2 separate regions of the Homo sapiens genome follow, and region 2 is linked to region 1. A link is an interaction called in ENCODE POLR2A ChIA-PET data of the cell type or tissue named here. Cell type or tissue: OCI-LY7. All regions are shown on one strand.

Region 1 (8,000 bases):
AGCTACTCAGGAGGCTGAGGTGGGAGAATCACCTGAGCCCAGGAGTTCAAGGCTGTAGTAGGCTGTGATCATGCAACTGCACTCCAACCTGAGTGACAGAGTGAGACCCTGATTCTAAAAAGAAAAACAAAAATCAACAATAAGAAGACCCAGTGTCTTGATCCTGCCTTTTCAGAGTCTACGACTCACTTGTCAGGGACTCCTGCAAAACTGGTGATATCATCCCCAATTTTTTAGTTTTAAGCTTAGGGAAATTGTGTAATTTGTCTGATATTTCACGGCCAGTTTCAGATCCTGTCTTTCTAACTTACTGGCTAAGAACTTCCCTAAGTTTAAAATGAAAAAACTGCAAACGACATCACCAGTTTTGAAGGACTGTTATGATAGATGAGTAAATTACATTTGAAGCACCCTAGTTTTGAGGCAGCAATCACAGAGCAAACGCTCAATATAATGTGAAAGAAAAATATAATCTTGGAACCCCAAACTCACTAGGCTTAAGAGAAAGTTGGCTGGCTAATCAGAGCCTCACAAGAATGTAACCACTTGCCTCACTGCCTACCCTCCCTCCTTTTTTTTCCTTCCCCTTCTGTTTCATCTTTCCCCTTTAAATATTGAAGTTCCCAAAACCCTCTTTGGAAAAAGCACAGGTCACAGATCCTACTGTGACTTGTGTTTCTTTTTCCCAAGCATATCCTCAACCTTGGCAAAATAAACCACTAATTGATTGAGATCTGCCTCAGTCAGTTTTTGGTTTACAATAGGAACTAGCATTTTTCAAATGTTCAATAACAAATGACTATATATATGCATATTTACATGCACTTACATGCGTATAAATAAAATACCCTTTCTGACTTTATCCCCTTGCCATACTAACCCATGAAGGGTCAGCTTAAAATATGACCTCCTCCTGCTTATTTGTTTATATTTCTTTTTCCCTCTCCCTCTCTTTCACTAGATCGTGGGTTACGAGGGATATGAGTCTTCTCTTAGATACCTTTGCATTCCCAATACCTAACACAGAAGCTGAAACATAACGGAATGCGTAATAAATGTTTATTATCTCAAATAATGATGTTGAAGAAAAATCTTATTCTTATTGCGAGGAGCCATTGTTACCAATATTAAAGAAAAGGATCAATCTGTCATCTTTATTTGATTCACTATGACAAATCTAAAGGATTCCAACTGTGCAAGAGAAGTAACATTGAGGAATATTTCCTAGTCCTAACACCAAAATTTCATTTTCAATATTAGGCCCCTTTATAGTCCTGCCCTACTTAAACTTTGGCCAAAAAAAAAAAAAAAAAAAAAAGAACAAACAAAAACCAGCTTAGCCAAAGCATTTGCCTGCAAAAGACATTCAATGCAATCAGTGACACAGAAGTTGTGTAGTCTTAATGCTTTGAAATTAAACTCTTATAATACAGAAGCCAGCCCGATAGGAAAAAAAAAAAGCACCACAAAAAGTTAAAATCAGGTAGCGCCTACTTCTCCTTATCTCATACAATTTTAACTGCACTTTCTTTATTCACCAAATAATGTCTAGTCATCCCTAGATAATCAGTGCAGGGGTAATTTTCCTCAGGAAGCTTCCCTGATATCCTAAGACGGGTTAAGGATGCCTTCTCTGTGTTCAGACAGGATACTATCATTGTTTATTTTACACAGCACCATGAGTTTCTCAAAAATAAGAAATGTTTCTAAGGCATCACTGCATCTCCAGAACCTATCACAAGGCCTAGGTCAGAATAGAGCTTCAGTATTTGTTGAGCTAACTGACAAAGAATTCCAAGACAAAAATTTGAAAGTACAGCAAATACTTTAGACATTTGTCAAAATTTATATCTTCAGCTTATACAAATAGGCCTAATCATGATAGGTTCAAGTAGCATAGTACAGAGTATGCATGCAGAATAATATGCATCTTGTATTTTAACTAACATTTCAGTAGCACAACTGAACAAACAAAATCCAAGCACAAAATTACAGTACGAGGCTATAGAATTTACCATGACAGTTTAAAATTCAGGGCCTTGGAAAGGGCCCTAACAAAAATCACGAAAGCAATCCAACTACAATTGGTTAAAGACTTCTGTTCTGACTTCTAACTTCTGTTTCTGACTCCCTCTCCATCATACTTCCTCCTTCGGTAATCTGATATTCTGGGCACTGAACTAAGGGGAAGCTGAGTTGGGTATTTATATATACTTAGGTTTCATAGGATATATGTAGTGTGCAATCACATCTATGTATGACTAGATAATTGCTAGTCTGGGTACAAGAATGACATCCAGGAATATTCCTACCACCCAATGCACTGCCTTATCTGGTATCATTAACACTAAGGCAGAGGACCAGGGACATCTAGATATGAGCTCCATATGGTATTGGCACAGAAGTATGTAAAAACACTGCAATTCATATAAAACCAAGGGTGAGACAGTTTGGATATTTGTCCCCACCCAAATCTCATGTTGAATTGTAATCCCCAATGCTGGTAGGTGTTTGGATCATGGGGGTGGGTCCTTCATGGCTTGGTGATGTCTATGTGATAGTGAATGAGTTCTCGAGATCTGGTCATTTAAAAGTCTGTGGCATCTCATCCCCTACTCTCCCCCTTTCTCTCTCTCCTCTCTACTTCCTCTGTCTCATACTGTCTTGCTCCTACTTTTGCCATGTGACGTACCTGCTCTCCCTTTTGCCTTCTGCCATGATTGTAAGCTTCCTGAGGCCTCCCCAGAAGCTGATGCCACGATGCTTCCTGTACAGCCTGCAGAACCTGAGCCAATTAAACCTCTTTTCTTATAAATTACCCAGTCTCAGGTATTTCCTTATAGCAATGCAAGAACAGCCTAACAGAAGGAGCTGCCCCAAATTTGACAACAATCTTAAAATATTACAGACACTACCAATAAAACGAGTTGTCAATCTCAAACTTTTCTAAACTATCAATAATAAACACAATTTGATCAGTCATGGTAGAGAAAAAAGTACACTGTTGACATATGAAGAAGTGGTCAAAAAGTATACAGTCAAAAAAATCTAAATAAAAAAGTATTAGAGGCCGGGTGCAGCGGCTCACGCCTATAAACCCAGCACTTTGGGAGGCCAAGGCGCGAGGATCACCTGAGGTCAGGAGTTTGAGACCAGCCTGGCCAGCATGGTGAAACCCAGTCTTCACTAAAAATACAAAAATTAGCCGGGCATGGTGGCATGTGCCTATAATCCTAGCTACTCAGGAGGCTAGGGCAGGAGAATCACTTGAACCTGAAAGGTGGAGGTTGAAATGAGCCAAGATTGCAACTAGGTGACAGAGCAAGACTCCGTCTCAAAAAAAAAAAGTATTACAGATATCTAGCAGTTGCCATAAAAATGTTATTTTTCTATAGTTTGTGATGTTAACTAACCTTGTGTTATTAAAATTGTGATCTGTGTTTTTTCATTCTAAATATTCATTTTGACATCAAATTTTGTATTTATATATTTTTTCATTTTCTCAAAAAGGGAAATGTTTTGTTTTTTTTTATTTTGATTGAAAAAGATTTTCTCCAAAAATCTAGATCTCTACCCACTTGAAGGCTTATTAATGCTACTTACAGAAGGAAAATCAGAAGTTATAGCTTGATATAACTGATTCTCTAATTTACCAATATATAAACCCATTTAGGTACACGTATAGTCTTCTACTACTATATTTACCAAGCTATGAGAAGTGTGCGTTAACTCCTGTCTCTTCTATTACCATGGACAATTTAGAAGCAGGTCCCATATGTCTTATTCACTTGGGTATTTTTTCAGAAGCTACCTTCTAATGCAGTAAATGATCAATGATTGTTGATTTTTTTTAAAAAGTTACTATACCTTGAACTACTGTCTTTAGAAAAGTTTATCAAAGCTCTTTCACTATTTTATGTCAGATGATTATTCATCATTGTGGGGTAAGTGGAAAACATGATTAACTATAAGAAATGATGTGAGCTAATCTTGCTAAAGATCCAGGTGTTGAGATACTGGATGTCATCCCAGTTCTTTGCTCACCTCAAAGATCATCACAGTTATAACAGCTGTGCTGTTCAATGGGCAAAACTAGCACCAAGTGCAAAAAGCAGAACTAGTAAACTACTTGTTCCTCTTCCATAAAAGCTGAACCACCCCATTTAGCTAATGGAATCTCTAGAACTATGTGAAATGAGAATGTATGCTTATACAATATTATGTCAAAAAAACCATCAGAAATGACCCTATGGTTTTATTTTTAAAAGGTAAAGTACTTTCTAGGGTGACAGAAATGTTTCAGGTTTTAAAAGCAGTGTGGTTTACAAAAAGCATACACTCTTTTAACTATACACTTAAGTTCTGAGCACTTCATGTTTTGTAAATCATATCTCGATAAAATAAAAATAACTTAGCAATGAACTCCCCGAACCCACTGAGATATATTTCTGAGCTACATTAAAGGGAAATACTGCCACAATGCTCTTAAACATTCATATAATAATTTTTTCTTTGCTTACTTCTTTGCCTCCAGTTCTTTATTTTGAGTCTTTCATAATCCGACAATATGAACCTTCTCTCTACAGACAAAAAACACAATATTTTGCATACAGGAATTCAGGGAGGGGCTAAAACCTGTTCATAAACCCAGATACAGAAATCCTGCCCTAGTCTGTATCTTTTCCCTGAGGTTATCATAAAAACATCAGTTTCTCTTTAAATGTCTATGAGCTTCACATTTAATTTCTAATCCTATAGACATATCTTTTAGATAAAACACACATACATTCAGGATAGGTACAAGTTTTATTTCAATTAAAAACTACAGTTTAGGTTTATTCTTTTTCTATTAAACAGTGACTAGCAGAAAGCTTTAATCATATTTATAAAATAATTTATGTTAAAGTTCAAAACCATGGCATTTATGAGAAATTCAATGCATTAAATTCATTCTTAAAAAAATAAAGAAATCCATGCTAATGCCTATAAAAACTGATAAAGTGTACTAGGAAATAACTTTACTTATTAAATGGCAATTCCACTTTAATAGACCACTAGAATATTAAATATTAAATATTAAATATTTAATAGACCACTAGAATATTAAATGGCAATTCCACTTTAATAGACCACTTTAATATTACCACTAGAAGATATTGGTAATATGTACACAAAAGTTATAAACTATTTTCTCCTATAAATCTAACTTCAAATGCAGCTGATTTGAGTGTTTGCTTCTTAGGATTTTTCGTTTTTAATAAAATAAGAATCATTCCTGGTTTGGAGGTCAATTTTAACCAATGTGTAATTAAGGTCAAAGACATTGAGGATTTAAATGAGAGTTGCCAAAGCATACTTCTGATGCATAATCTGAATAATCTGAAATATTAGCTAAGATTGATAATAATATTAAATTATAAAACTTACTAAAGCCTTTCACAACTATTAAAACATTCTAATCAAGAGGTTTAAGAAATTTAGAAACAAAATTCTTATACAGGGTTACCATCAAATCATCTGTTCTTCTGACAGATATTGAAGTATCTCGGTCCAGTTTTACCATAATGATAAAATTAAAAATACCAAGCATGTGATCTCAGTAATTAGCTTTACTTTAAAAGATTAAATTAGCATTTGAATGTTCGAATGTTAATTTTCTCTGAAAAGAAAGATACCAAAGTTTCTCTGAAAAGAAAGATACCAAAGAGAAATGTCACAAGGAAGGATGGAACAGAGTAAGGGAAAGAAGGAAGAAATTTCTTGACTGGGCACGGTAGCTCACACCTGTAATCCCAGCACTTTGGGAGGCCGAGACGGGCGGATCACAAGGTCAGGAGATCGAGACCATCCTGGCCAACACAGTGAAACCCCGTCTCTACCAAAAATACAAAAAATTAGGCGGGCGTGGTAACGGGCACCTATAGTCCCAGCTACTTGGGAGGCTGAGGCAGGAGAATGGCGTGAACCCAGGAGGCGGAGCTTTCAGTGAGCCGAGATCACCACATTGCACTCCAGCCTGGGCAACAGAGCGAGACTCCGTCTCAAAAAAATAAATAAATAAAATAAAACAAATTTCTTAAGTTGCAGCAGATAAAAGTGACAAAGAAGTAAGCAGAAATTAGAGTATAGTACTGAGAACATATTTCATGTCTAAAGGGGCACCTGGAAATTCAAATCAACCTGTTAAGAAACAGCCACTACTACTGTGTGTGTATGGCATAGAAAAGAAAAAAAAAAAAAAAGAGCCAAAGTAGCCAAGAGAGATATGATAGCCAGATACAAATAAAGAGAAAATCAGACAATGTACATGTGGCAAGAGTTGTCTACTTCTGCAGTCATAGTAAGACAAAATACTACAGTTAAATTTGGTTAATCAAATCCTAAATTCAAAGCTGAGATACATTAAAAGACCAATTAATATTTAATGCCGGGCCGGGCGTGGTGGCTCACGCCTGTAATCCCAGCACTTTGAGAGGCCGAGGCGGGCGGATCACCTGAGGTCAGGAGTTCGATACCAGCCTCAACATGGAGAAACCCTGTCTCTACTAAAAATACAAAATTAGCCGGGCGTGGTGGTGCATGCCTGTAATCCCAGCTACTCGGGAGGCTGAGGCAGGAGAATTGCTTGAACCTGGGAGGTGGAGGTTGCTGTGAGCTGAGATTGCGCCATTGCACTCCAGTCTGGGCAACCAGAGCGAAACTCTGTCTCAAAAAAAAAAAAAAAAATTAATGCCCTAATATTATTTTTATTATTAACCTGAAAACAAAAACGAAAGGAAAATTGTTCATCCATTCGGAATCAGATTTTAGAGACATTTAACTGATAACAATGTTGATACATGGACAGAGATTCATCTTTAATCCTCTAGGATACCTAATACGGGCAAGTCACCACCATGTTAAGCACTGTGGGAAGCTAGGAAAACACATAACAGATATTCCTTGCAGTTCAAATTTGGTGGTTTGTGTTGTTTTCTGACATGGGGTCTCGCTCTGCTCTCACCCAGGCTAGAGTGCAGTGGTGCGATCTTAGCTCACTGCAACCTCCACCTCCTAGTGGTATAGAAGGGAGGCAGAAAAGTGCTGGGTAGACAGAGGAAGGTGGGTCTCTGGAGAGGGCTGGGCCTGTGCCCATGGACCTAGGTGAGGACAGGCACTCCTGCCTTTATGCCCAAATGCTGCATTTCTCAAGACCACCCTGGCCCACCATGGCCCCATCCTGTGCCTATAAAAACCCCCGAGACCCTAACAGGAGAGACACAAGCGGCTGGACGTGGAGAGGAACACATCAGCGGAAGAAGACAAAAGCGGCTGGAGGTCAAGAGGACATCGAGTGGAGCACACCGGCAGGACAGCAAACCAACAGATGCTGGCACTGGGCAGGCCATAAACCAACGGAAAGATGCAGAGACGGGCTAGGGCAGTCGGAGGAGACACTGGGCCACACAGTGGCCAGACTCCAGGGGAAAATCATCTCCCCCTGGCTCCTCCATCTTCTGAGAGCTACTTCCGCTCAATAAAACCTTGCATTCTTTCTCCAAGTCCACCTGTGATCCAATTCTTCTGTACACCAAGGCAAGAACTCCGGGATACAAAAAACTCTCTGTCCTTGTTAGGCAAGAGGTCTCAATGAGCTGATGGGTAAACTAAAAGAGCACCGGGTAACACACGCCCACTGGGGCTTCAGCACTGCACACTCCCTGTAGAGGTTTGAGCAGCAGGACACCAAAGAAGCGAGCCACACCCCCGACCGCACACCCTTTAAGGGGGACAAGGGAACCTTTCCCGTTTCACCACATTCAAGAGATCCTCCCAGCCTCAGCCTCTTGAGTAGCTGGGATTGCAGGTGTGCGCCACCATGCCTGGATAATTTTGTATTTTTAGTAGAGATGGGGTTTTGCCACGTTGGCCAGGCTGGTCTTGAACTCCTGACCTCAGGTGATCCGCCCACCTTGGCCTGTGATTACGGGTGTGAGATTACAGGTGTGAACTACTGCACC
Region 2 (8,000 bases), 190 kb after region 1:
AAAGGAAATCGATATAACAAAGAGATAGCTGCATTCCCATGTTTAATTCAGCACTATTCACAATAACCAAGATATGAAATCAACCTAAGTGTCATCAACATGAATAAAGAAATGTGGTATACACACACACACACACACACACACACACATACACACACACACACAAATTCAGCCATAAAAAGAATGAAATCCTATGATTCATGGCAACATGGATGAGCCTAAAGGACATTATGTTAAGTGAAATAAGTCTGGGACAGAAAGATAAATACCACATGTTCTCACTCATATGTGGAAGCTAAAAAAGTTGAGCTCATAGAAGTAGAGAGTAGAATTGTGATTATTAGAAAATGAAAAGAGTATGGAGGAGGGGAAGATAGGGAGAGGTTGGTTAACAGATGCAAAGCTACAACTAGATAAGATGAGTAAGTTCTAGTGTTCTGTAGCATTGTATGGTGACTATAGTCAATAATTTTCTTTTTTTTTTTTGAGACAGAGTCTTGCTGTCGCCCAGGCTGGAGTGCAGTGGCACGATCTCGGCTCACTGCAAGCTCCGCCTCCCGGGTTCATGTCATTCTCCTGCCTCGGCCTCCCGAGTAGCTGGGACTACAGGCACCCACACCACGCTGGGCTAATTTTTTGTATTTTTAGTAGAGATGGGGTTCCACTGTGTTAACCAGGATGGTCTTGATCTCCTGACCTCGTGATCTACCTGCCTCGGCCTCCCACAAGTGCTGGGATTACAGGTGTGAGCCACCACGCCTGGCAATAATTTTTTTTTTTTTATATTTTCAAATAGCTAGAAGAGAGGATTTTGAATATTCCCAAAATTAATAAATAAGTGTTTGAGGCAAGAGATATGCTAATTACCCTGATTTGATCATTACATTGTATACATGAGCCAAAATGTCAGTCTGTATCCCTAAATATGTATAATTATTACACATCAAAAATTTTAAAAAGAATATATTGCTCATTGTAAATGAACACAAAAGCTAAAATGAGTATTATTTAATTCTTATTATTAACATTTTTGTGCTGAATAGTATACAAAAGTATGGCTATTTAGTCTTGCTATGTTGCTCAAACTGGTCTTGAACTCCTGGCCTCAAGCCATCCTCCCATGTTGGCCTCCCGAAGTGCTGGGATTAAAGGTATAAGCCACTACACCTGGCCTACAAATAATGTTGGCTGCTAATAATGAATATTAAATCATTAACCTGATTTGTCACAGAATATTTTCTATTCAACATTACTTGTCTTAAATACTATTCAAGTGTAAAATGATTTTGCAAAACTAACCTATCCTGTTAAAAAGGGCTGCAATGACCTGACAGAGTATGGAGGGGCTTCTGAGGGCAGGTGAATTTCTGTTTGTTGGTATGGGTGTTTATTATGCAAGCATGTTGTGTGTGTAACATTGTACTGAGCTGAATACTTATAATATAGGATTCTTTTCTGTGTATTTTGTACTTTTAACTATATAAAGTAAAAAAAGATTCTGTTATATTGTATAAGCCAGAAAGCCATTTTAAAACATGCATGACTTTCATGATATCATCAGTCAAGCTTTTCCTATGAGAAAAATGATTTAAAATTTTAAAATGTTCACAACACTGGCATTTAACACTATCATTCCAATAGAGAACTTTCATGCAATTATTTTTTTCAATACATATTGAACATCTACTATGTGTTAGATATTGTTTTAATGCTAGAAATACAGAGGTAATAATAGACTTAGTCCCTGCCATCAAAGTGCTTACTATTTATCGCAGTTGGTTAATACAAACTTATAGAGAACAAATAGGGCAGTGTACAGCAAACACCTGAAATTTCAGGATAAACATAATCATATTTAACAAAGATCAATTTTATTCCAGGACAAATATTTTATTTTATTTTAATTTTTTAATTTTTCAGATGGAGTTTCACTCTTGTTGCCCAGGCTGGAGTGCAATGGCGCGATCTTGGCTCACTGCAACCTCGTCTTCCTGGGTTCAAGTGATTTTCCTGTCTCAGCCTCCCAAGTATCTGGGATTACAGGCATGTGCCACCACGTGCGGCTAGTTTTGTATTTTTAGTAGAGACAGGGTCTCACCATATTGGTCAGGCTGGTCTCAAACTCCTGACCTCAGGTGATCCACCTGCCTCGGCCTCCCAAAGTGCTGGGATTACAGGCATGAACCACCGCGCCCGGCCCAGAACAAATAATTTTAAATGTTCCATTTGTTTTGTTTTGATTTTTGAGGCAGGATCTTGCTCTATCACCCAGGCTGGAGTGCAGTGGCACGATCACAACTCACTGTAGTCCCAATCTCCCAGGCTCAAGTGATTCTCCCATCTCAGCCTCCTGAGTACCTGGGATAATAAACAGGTGTGTGCAACCATGCCCGGCTAATTTTTTTTTTATTTTTTGTAGAGACAGGGTCTCCCTATGTTGCCCAGCTGGTCCCAAACTCCTAAGATCAAGTGATCCTCTCACCTCAGCCTCCCAAAGTAATGAGATTACAGGCATGGGTCGCCATGCCCAGCTAATTAAAAAAATTTTTTTTTTGTTAAATGACATAAACCTATTCTATGGAAATGTTAGTTTTCTACATTTCTTAAAACTAAGATAATTGATGTCATTAATTTAGGGTTTCAGGCAGGCTGTAAGCATAATACAATTTCCTCTGACATTGGGTGCACTTCTGTGGAGAAGACTGAGAAGTACTGCAACTACACTGCAGTAAGAACTCCAACAATGGTATATACAGGATACCAGGGGAATATGCATAGGAGAAAGGTATCTGACCTGGCTCCCTATTTTTCCTTCAATTTTAGGGGCCCCGTGTGTTTCTATAAATCCTCAGAGGATGAGACTTTTGAGTTCAATCTTAAAGGATAAAAAGAAAGGAGTCACGTAAGGAAGGGGTAGCAGTAGAGATGTGAAGGGAACAGGATGGAAGGAATAGCTTAGGTAAAGGTACAGAAGTATGGAAGAACATAACATACACAGAAGAAAAACAACACTGAAAAAATGCCAGGGGTTTAAGTATTAGAGATGAGACAAGAGAAAGAGACAAGGGCAGACTGCTAAGGACCTTGTTTAAGGAGTACAGATTTCACCTTAAAGTCAGTGAAGACTTTAACGTGGGATGTGATGTCACAAATTTGAATTTTAGAGAAGCCATTCTTGCATCCTTTTGGAAGATGATTGGAAGGGTGCATGAACTCAAAGCTGAGGGGCAAGTAAGGGTCTACTGCAATGGCAGAGGAAAATAAATAATAAAGGGTAGAACTAGAGCAGTGGGGCTGTATGGAGAAGAGGGAGTCAGCATGGAGAGACATTCTGGGGTAGAACGTTAGCATTTCATAGCTTGACTATCTGGACATAGTCAAGGAGAATGGAGAGTAACTTCCCTATTTGTAGTTTTGGCGATTAGATGGACGATGGTGCAGATCACATTGGTGGGGAATACAGCAAGAGCACTGGACTAAAGAAATCATGTGGAAGTGACTATAGTTAAAATAATACATTATGTTGACTGGTTCTCAAATCAATGTTCTTTTTTTCCTTTTTTTTTTTTTCGAGACAGAATCTCGCTCTGTCACCCGGGATGGAGTGCAGAGGCGTGATCTCAGCTCACTGCAAGTTCCGCCTCCCAGGTTCACGCCATTCTCCTGCCTCAGCCTCCTGAGTAGCTGGGACTACAGGCACCTGCTGCCACGCCCGGCTAACTTTTTGTATTTTTAGTAGATACGGAGTTTCACTGTGTTAGCCAGGATGGTCTTGATCTCCTGACCTCGTGATCCGCCCGCCTCAGTGTCCCAAAGTGCTGGGATTACAGGCATGAGCCACCGTACCCGACCTCAATGTTCTTTCAAAAAGCATGTGATTCTTCACTGTATCTCTTCAAGACTGCTAATTTCCATATAAGGGTATTTTAATAAACTTTACAGAGTCATGTAGCTCATTTAGTTAATAGTGATGATAAAAGTGATCTGAAGTCATATAGCTAACAGTGACAGTGAGTCATATTGTTCTGAAAACAAATCATGTCACCAAGGTGCCATTTTATCTTCTTATAATGCAATGACTAATGTTCATACAGCAAAATCTTGAAATGTTTTCTAAATAATTGAAGGAAAAGAAAGATATATTTAATATTAGTATTAAGTATGTTATATGCAATTCTTGGCAGAGAATAATTGATATTAATATGTAGCACAATCATAGTTATTCTTCAGAATTTTCTTATTATCTAACAGATTAAAGCTTTTATCTTATATAAGAAACAAAATGGTTATCACACAGAAGACTTTTCAAAGATGTGTAAAAGCTTTTGGCTGGGCGCAGTGGCTCACGCTGGTGGCTCACGCGGTGGCTCAGGGAGGATCATCTGAGGTCAAAAGTTTGAGACCAGCCTAGCCAACACAGTGAAACCTCGTCTTTACTAAAAATACAAAAATTAGCTGGGCATGGTGGCAGGCGCCTGTAATCCCAGCTACTAGGGAGACTGAGGCAGGAGAATCGCTTCAACCCGGGAAGCGGAGGTTGCAGTGAGCCAAGATCACACCACTGCATTCCAGCCTGGGAGATAGAGTGATACCCCCGTCTCAAGAAAAAAAGAAAAAAAAAAAAGCTTTAATATGAGATTAAAAACAACAAACTAACAGAAACATATAGAAAGAAAAGCTTACTCTATGTTGGGAATGACTGAAGAACAATAATTTTAAATAAATCTATTTTGAACTTTTGCAATAATTGTTCTTAGAGTATAAAACTGGACAGAAAATGAGTCCTTGATTGTGAAAGAAAGAAGTGAAAGTACTAAAAAGACCTTAGCGTATAAAACTGGACAGAAAATGAGTCCTTAATTGTGAAAGAAAGAAGTGAAAGTACTGAAAAAGACCTTGTAATAAAACACCATTTAGTTAGCCTGATGACACTTATTTGTATGAGACAATCATGAACTTTTATTCTATCCTCATTTACAAAAAAAAAAAAAAATTATAATAGAGTCTTAGGACCCTTAGAATATCTATATATCTATATCCATAACTATATCTATCTATTCTTAATGGCGTCTCAGGTATCATATTTCTACTCAATAATAAGAAAATTTACTTAAGTAACATTTTCTCTGGATTGAAATCTGTTAAAGGGGTTAGTCAAAAAAATTAACCAGCCAGGCTTGGTGGCTCACACCTGTAATCCCAGCACTTTGGGAGGCCGAGGCAGGTGGATTACCTGAGGTCAGGAGTTCGAGACCAGCCTGGCCAACATGGGGAAGCCCCATCTCTACTAAAAGTACAAAAGTTAGCTGGGTGTGGTGCCAGGCACCTGTAATCCCAGCTACTCAGGAGGCTGAGGCAGGAGAATCACTTGAACCCGGCAGGCAGAAACTGCAGTGAGCCAAGATTGTGCCATTGCACTCCATCCAGCCTGGGCGACAACAGCAAAACTCCATCTCGAAAAAAAAAAAAAAATTAACCATAAATTTACTTGTCCTCATTGCTACCTTTTCTTGGTAACAGTATAATCAATGATGAACTTCACTGAGTTAGGACTTGTCATCAGAAAGGATTAATATACTCATCCATGGAGCCAATTAACCTATTATATGACTTCAGGCAAGAAATCTCACCCCTTTGAAGCTTCAATTTCCTCATCAGTAAAATGAGAGGGTTGGGCTTGTTCAGTTTTTTCCCTTGGAAACCATGCACATTCATAATAGTCATAATGACATATAGCAGCACTGATTCTCAAAGGGAGAGACATATTAATATACCTGGAACCAGAGAAATGACATGTTCTGTTTGGAAAATCCCACAAATGATTGATACCAAATGAACTAGATCCTTTCTACTCTCTGGTCTCAGAACATCAACACTGGCATAACCAGGAAAGCTTTTAGACAAGGGAAGCTGTAGACTTCAACACTACCACTGAATCAGGTTTTGCACTTTAACTAGATCCCCAAGCAATCTGTATGTGCATTAAAGTTTGAGAAGCACTGGCCTAGATCACTCTCCTAGCTAGCATATTATAATTCCATGATTTCACAGTTGGCTTCATCAAGGGCAACCAACATACATGTATATAAGTAGAAAGCCCTAGGAGGAAGGAAATAATAAAGATTAGATCAGAAATAAATTAAAAAGCAAAAACAACTACTGAGAAAAATCAATAAAATCCAAAGTTGGCTCTTTGACAAGATTAACAATACTGACATTTAGCTAGACTGATCAGTAGAAAAGGGAGAAGATTCAAATTACTAAAATCGGGAATGAAAGAGGGGACAGTAGTATTGACATTACAGAAACAAGGATTATAAGGGAATACTACGGACAACTGTATGTCAACATATTAGATAATCTAGACAAAATGGACAATTTCTTAGACACAAACTACCAAAACTGACATAAGAAGAAATAGGAAATCTGAACAGACCTACAAGTAAAGATCCTGAATTAGTAATAATAATAAAAAAATAGCATACAGAGGAGGCCAGGACCAGATAGTCTCGTTGTTAAAATCTACCAGTCATTTAAGGAATTGACACCAATCCTTGACAGACTATTCCAAAAATTAGAAGAGAGAACTTCCGAACTCATTCTATGACACTAATATTACCTTGAGACCAAATCAGATAAAGATATCATAAGAAAACTATAGATCAATACTCCTTATGAATACAGACACAAAAATCCTTAACAAAATACTGGTAAACCAAATCCAGAAACATATAAGAAGGATTATATAACTGGACCAAGTGGGATTAATCACAGAATGCAAGGTCGGTCCAACACACAAAACTCAATCAGTGTAATACACCAAATTAACAGAGTAAAGAAAGACATCACATGGTCATTTCATTAGAAGCAGACAAAGTACTTGACAAGTTCCAATATCCATTAATGATAAAAACATTCAACAAACTAGGAAGAGAAAGAACTTCCTTAGCTTGACAAAGGGCATCTACAAAAAACTCACAGCTAACAAACTTGATGGCAAAAGACTGAAGGCTTTCTCAAAGATCAGGAACAAGACAAGGATGCCCACTTTTGCTACTTCTAACCAAATTGTATAGGCGAGTCTTGCCAGGGCAAGTAGGCAAGAAAAGGAAATGAAAGGCATCCAGTTTGAAAAGGAAGAAGTAAAACTATATTTGCAGATGACATGATCTTGTATATAAAAAATCCTAAGGAATCCACACACACACACACAAAGTATGTACATAAAATGAGTTTGGCAAGGTTGTAAGGTACAAGATCAATACACAAAAATTAATTATATTTGTATACATTAGCAACAAACAATTCGAAAAAGAAATTTAAAAACAATTCCATTTACAATAGCACCAGAAAAATATTTACCAATAAACTTAACAAAAGAAGTACAAGACTTGTACATGGAAAACTATAAAACTTTGCTGCAAGAAATTTTAAAAGATCAGGCTGGGCGCGGTATCTCACGTCTGTAATCCCAGCACTTTGGGAGACCTAAGTGGGTGGATCACTTGAGGTCAGGAGTTCAAGACCAGCCTGGCCAACATGGTGAAACCCCATCTCTACTAAAATTACAAAAATTATTATTTGCAACAAATGGTGGTAGGATAATTGGATATCCAAATGCAAAATAATTTTTTAAAAAGCTCAAAATAGATCTGAGACCAAAGTGTAAGAGCTAAAACTATAAAACTCTTAGAAGGAAACACAGGTCTAAATATTTTATAACCATAGGCTAGGCAATGGTTTAGCAACAAAAGAAAAAATAGGTAAGGTGGACTTCATCAAAAATAAAAACATTTGTGTTTCAAACGACATCATCAAGAAAGTGAAAAGACAACCCACAGAATGGCAGAAAATATTTGCAAATCAGATCCAATATCCAGAATGTATAAATAATTATTATGATTTAACAACAGAAGAGAAATAATCCTAGTAAAAAAGAATGGGCAAAGGCTTGAAATATACATTTCTGCAGAGAAGATAGACAAATGGCCAGAAAGCAT

Evidence for each region. ChIA-PET counts read pairs that join two places held together with the same protein. Peaks named below come from ENCODE experiments on the same cell type or tissue, not always from the same donor. Only the 100,000 strongest peaks of a DNase experiment are listed, where the experiment ranks them.
Region 2: POLR2A ChIA-PET joins it to region 1 with 14 read pairs; 2 of 35 experiments call an interaction of 5 or more read pairs at or near these places.

Annotation. Positions count from the first base shown.
Region 1 is chr4:70,939,403-70,947,402 of GRCh38, reverse strand. The region is part of intron 1 of MOB1B (MOB kinase activator 1B); the gene reads right to left. Among named protein-coding and RNA genes, the nearest start is that of MOB1B, 41 kb to the right of the region's middle. In OCI-LY7, CTCF peaks have their summits at 6,861 and 7,063; DNase peaks (open chromatin) are centred at 2,172 and 4,102; H3K4me3 peaks cover 1,337 bases; H3K27ac peaks cover 1,484 bases.
Region 2 is chr4:70,751,522-70,759,521 of GRCh38, reverse strand. All of the region lies in intron 1 of RUFY3 (RUN and FYVE domain containing 3), which reads right to left. Among named protein-coding and RNA genes, the nearest start is that of RUFY3, 34 kb to the right of the region's middle. In OCI-LY7, no CTCF peak of the experiment used is centred here; DNase peaks (open chromatin) are centred at 3,111, 3,661, 4,341 and 4,851; H3K4me3 peaks cover 2,213 bases; H3K27ac peaks cover 3,733 bases.